2 separate regions of the Mus musculus genome follow, and region 1 is linked to region 2. A link is a loop called in an ENCODE intact Hi-C map of the cell type or tissue named here. Cell type or tissue: left cerebral cortex. All regions are shown on one strand.

Evidence for each region. Peaks named below come from ENCODE experiments on the same cell type or tissue, not always from the same donor. Only the 100,000 strongest peaks of a DNase experiment are listed, where the experiment ranks them.
Region 1: it touches region 2 in a loop (2.8-fold over the local background); 1 of 42 quality-filtered maps calls a loop at or near these places.

The regions. Positions count from the first base shown.
Region 1 is chr6:47,041,543-47,044,042 of GRCm38, reverse strand. The region is part of intron 17 of Cntnap2 (contactin associated protein-like 2); the gene reads right to left. Among named protein-coding and RNA genes, the nearest start is that of Gm35875, 2.0 kb to the right of the region's middle. In left cerebral cortex, no CTCF peak of the experiment used is centred here; DNase peaks (open chromatin) are centred at 251 and 1,215; H3K27ac peaks cover 299 bases.
Region 2 is chr6:47,174,310-47,176,809 of GRCm38, reverse strand. The region is part of intron 20 of Cntnap2 (contactin associated protein-like 2); the gene reads right to left. Among named protein-coding and RNA genes, the nearest start is that of Gm35565, 52 kb to the left of the region's middle. In left cerebral cortex, a CTCF peak has its summit at 989 (motif pointing right); DNase peaks (open chromatin) are centred at 1,002, 1,760, 1,930 and 2,465.

The DNA of each region.
Region 1 (2,500 bases), 130 kb after region 2:
TACACATGTCTGAAGGTGTCATAATAAAATCCACCATTTTCTATGTGAACTAAAGAAAAAGTCAGTGAAAAAAAGAGCCAAGATGGCTGCTCAAACATCATTCTTCAGTACAATGTGTGTGTCTGTCTGTCTGTCTGAAATAGAAACATCTCAATCACTAGGCTGAGTGCAGGAGAATACCCTTGACAATGCATGCCAGCTTCATCTGTAAGACAAGGATAGAGGAAGTTTGAGTTTTCTCTCTCCAATCTGAGACATCTGTTTTCACTGCTCTCAGAACTGGCACTCCTTATTCTTGGACTCTGGAGCTTGTAGTGAATTATATTGCCAATTTTCTTGTTTCTCTAACTTCCACACACCAGACTGCTACATTTCTTAGTTTTAATAACCCCTCGAGCCAATTCCTTAATAAAACTCTCAATAAGTAAGAAAAAAAAAAGTGAGATGTTGTGGAGATGGTAAAGTGCTTGCAGCATAAGAACCCAAGTTCAGATCCTCAGCATCCATTTAAGAGCCAGGCATGGCAGCACTGTGTGTAACAACCAGTGCTGTGTTAGGGGAGACAGGTGGATATAGGTGGATATCCGGGGATCACCAGTCAGCTGGTCTATTCAAAATGCTGAGCTCCACATTCAATGAAAGACTGTATCATAATATAAGGGGGGAAGAAAGAGGAAGATAAGAAATGTCAACTTTTGGTCTCTACAAGCACATGCACAGGTGAGCACATCAGTGCATGTGTGCTCCCCCCCCCCCCACTATATGAGCAAAGCATATTGTTTAGATAGATTATCCAGCTAGAGATGCAGTCAGATCACTTGACCTGTCATCCTGGCCAAAAGTGCATGGCTATACATTCACTGGGCAGGACTAGTGGACCAAAAACTATCACAGGATGGATCAGAATCTGCTTGTACCTACACATCCTCACCAGGGAAATGGCAAATGAATCCTTCTATTGCCTTTTTGAGCCCAAGCCTTACAGTGCTTTCCTTGGTCACATACTGATTTGAATAAGCACTCTCCAAAGTAGCATCTTGTTTTTATAAAATATTTGAATAAAAGATGAGTTGAAGAGAGTCCAGTGTCCTTTTGGATCAAAGCTATGCGATAGTAAATAGCAAACCAAGTTATTAAACACAACCACTTTGAAGGATTTCCCATCCTGCCATCTGCTTGTCAGCACAGCCTCACACCTCTGTGCTGGAGAGAATTAGAGCCTCTGCCTGATTTGGAAGTAATTCAACCCATTAGTCACCCTTTGTGTGTTAGAATTTCAATTTGGCTCCTACCACTTTTGCTGCTCTGGTTTTTGTTCTTGCAGTGATGGATTTTCCAAAGGGCCTTTTATTACATAAGTGCATAGCTATTTAAATTTTCACCACCAGTCAATTAAGACAATTAAACCCTATCAGAAACATGCTGAAAAAAACCCAAAAAGACTGTTTTTAGATATTTCCCTCTCATATTTGCTTAGCTATCAATGGAATAGTTATAGGTTGTGTAAGTCATCTATCTATCTATCTATCTATCTATCTATCTATCTACAGATAAGCAAGATGCATAACTAAACCTGGTTGCCACTCAGACATAACTACTTTACTTTGAGGAAACAACCTTAAGTATTTAAAAATATTTTTAACCTTTATTTTTATTTTATGTGTATGGTGTTTTGCTAGCATCTATGTGTAACACCTGACTGCAGTGCCATGGAGGCTAGAAGATGTCACTGGATCACTCGAACTGGGGTTACAGAGAGCTCTAAACCACCATGTGGATGCTGGGAATTGAACTCAGCTCTTCTAGAAGAGTGGCCAGTGGTCTGCTGAACAATCTCCCTAGCCCCCGATTTTATTGGTGAACACACATGAGTGTAAAAAAGAAAAAGACACAAAGAAACAGGACCATAATAGGCATTGTCCTCAAATTCTCTACTCATGACATATTTTCCCTAACAATGCAAGCATAGCCAGAACATCTTGTTTAATATTTCACAACACATCTTTGTAGGGAAGCTGTCACTCCTTCTGCCATTCCATTGCTAATGAAACTTTAATTTTATAGGCTATTCTAATAATATAAAGTTTGTAAACAACTCAGCATAGTTGCCCAGTTTTCCCTTAGATTTAACAATTGTGCTCTCTCTCTGTCTCTCTCTCTCTCTCTGTATGTGTGTGTGCTAGTGTGCACACACAATATATGTGCAGGTGTTTATGTATGAATAGAGACCAGAGTTCTCTTCCTCAGTTGCTTTCTATCTTAATTTTGAGTCAGGATCTCCTTGCACCTGGTTCACCTAAGGCTAAACTGGTTGGCCAGTAAGCGCTAGAGATCTTCCCATCTCCAGCATCTCACAGTGGGATTACAGGTTCGTGCTTCCAAGTTTCGCTTATTCCATGGGTGCTAGGGCTTCAAACACAGGTCCTGGTGCATGGGTAGCAAGTACCTCACTGCTAGTATATTTGAAAGTCTCTTAAGACCAATGAACCAATTTATATTG
Region 2 (2,500 bases):
CCTTTGTGGTGTCCTTCCTTTATATATATATTTTCATGTATTTATTCATTCATTCACTTTACATCCTGATTACAGCCTTGCTTCCTTTCCCCCAGCCCCACTGTTACAAATTCCTCCCTCTATGACCTCCTCCCCTTCTCCTCAGAGAAGTGGAAGCCCCCCTTGGGTATCATCCCACCCTAGGACATCTAGTTGCAGTAGGACTAAGCATATCTTCTTCCATTGAGGCTCAACTAGGCAGTCCAGGGAGGGGAGCGGGTTCCAATGGCAGGCAATGGAGTCAGAGACAGCCCCTACTCTGCTTGTAATAGGGGACTCATATGAAGACCAAGCTGAACATCTGTTACAAATGTGGGGAGTCTAGGTTTAGCACCTGCATGCTCTTTGGTTGGTGGTTCAGTCTCTGTGAGCCCCCATGGGCCCAGGTTAGTTGACTCTAGGTCTTCTTGTGGTGTCCTTGAGACCTCTGGGACCACTCAATTCTATACCCCACGTGTCCACAAGGCTCTCTGAGCTCCACCTGATGTTTGGCTGTGGACAGTCAGAAAGGCTTTTTAAAGCGACAACTTCCTTTGGTATCCTCATTACATTTCCTCATTTTACAGGAGTGATTCTTTTAGTTTGTGCAATGAGGCCTGGAAAAGAGTGTGACTTGAATACACCATGGAAGTCAGAAAGAATGCACATGCCTGCTGCTGAGCCAAACTCACACTGGGTACACTGGATCCATTATTTACGAGCTGGAGCCATTCATTTAATTAGCCACCTAGCAAATGCATCTTACGAGTTTCCTCTGTCTTCAGGGCACTTACTGAGTAGACAGAGTCGTGTCCTTTTGATACAATTGAAAGCCTCTGTCTCTGTCACACCTCAGCACCGGCATGGCATTTTACACCATAATCAAACAGCCACACAGCTATGGATCAGACGGACATTTGGAAGACCACAGCAGGCAGTTTTCCTTTCTCTGGTCTCAGTGATTATGGTTAATGACCAGCAGAGGGCATTTTAACATAAGCTCAGGATCTGCTCCAGGCTCTTTGTCCATAACAATCCTCCCTCTCCTAACAGATCTTTGCCTCCTGGAGTGTTAGGGCAGCTTGCAACCCTTCAGAGCCTGGGACCGCATGTTGAGATGCACTTACTTTTTAGAGAGAAGATAAATTTATGTGCGATGGGAACCTGCTTTCAGTTACCTGTGCATAAGAAACAACCATTCTCTGACTATTGTACTAAAAAAGAAATAGCCTGGAGAATTACAGTCTTCGGGAGTGATTTGAGCATACAGCAGATGAATATAACAATATAATGTCTCACAGATTGGACTTTCGTTTTCATGCTGGACAAACAGGAGTCCGGGAGCCTTATCTTCTTTCTTGAGGGATGATTTATGCACTCTATGTGCTTTGAGGAAAAATAAAAAGGAAACCCCTAACCTTGGGTTTAGAAGCTTTGACTGTGCTCTAGAGAAGAAAAGAGAACTGACATTGTGTCAGACCTCAACCTAGATCAGAAATTGCATGGCATCTGCCTTCCCCCTGAGCTGCAGGAAATGTAAAGGGAAATAAATATGTTGTTGTTGTTGTTTTTCTTTTCTGGAGTGTGGGAATGAAGATCCTGCCTAGCCCCAGAGTGCATGCATGATTCACTTGCAGATGAATTTGTTTTAGAGAAGAAATGGAGAACTTGGAAGTGCTGACGTATTCATCACGCGTCTTCCTGTTTCAGATCTGATGGGGACGATGGGGTTAGGACTTGCTTTTTTGTTCTTTTCTTTGACATACTTTTTATGAATGACAAGAATGTGTGTTGAAGCTGGCAGCAAAAGATAAGTAAGACTGTGTGCTCCTTTATTCTCCATGGGAAACTTGTAAGGAGCAGCTCAAATGCTTCTGTGGGTCTCCTCTGGCCCATTCCTCTGTCCTCAGGGTGATTCGGTCCCTTCGAGGCACCACATGTCTGCTTGGATTGGCACTTCCTTCCCATCTGTGTGATTGATGGTCTGCACTGCACGGGGCCCACAGAGGCAGCAGGCACTCTGCGTGTGATTTTGCTAGGTGTGGAGAGCATGCCTAATGGGTTGGACTGCAACCTTTTTTTTTTTTTTTTTTTTTTTTTTTTTTTTTTTTTTGAGACAGAGTCTAACTATATAGCTAGCCTGAAGTTCACTATGTATACTAGGCTGGCTTCAAATCCACAGAGATCTGTCTACCTTTGCCTCCTGGATGCTGTTATAGTTTGCTTTTAAGAAAGAAAAAGGATGGAGGGGGGGAAGACCAAAAAAAAAAAAAAAAAAGAAAGAAAGAGACAGGAGGGTTGAAGAGATGACTCAGTGACTAAGATGTGTGCTGCTCTTACAGAGAGCTTGAATTTAGATGTCAGCACCCACAATGGGGGTATTACAACTGCATGTAGCTTAGGGGTGTTTACCTCTGGCTTCCACAGCACATGTACTCACATATTCATGCCCCTATAATATATAATTTAGATATTAATAAAA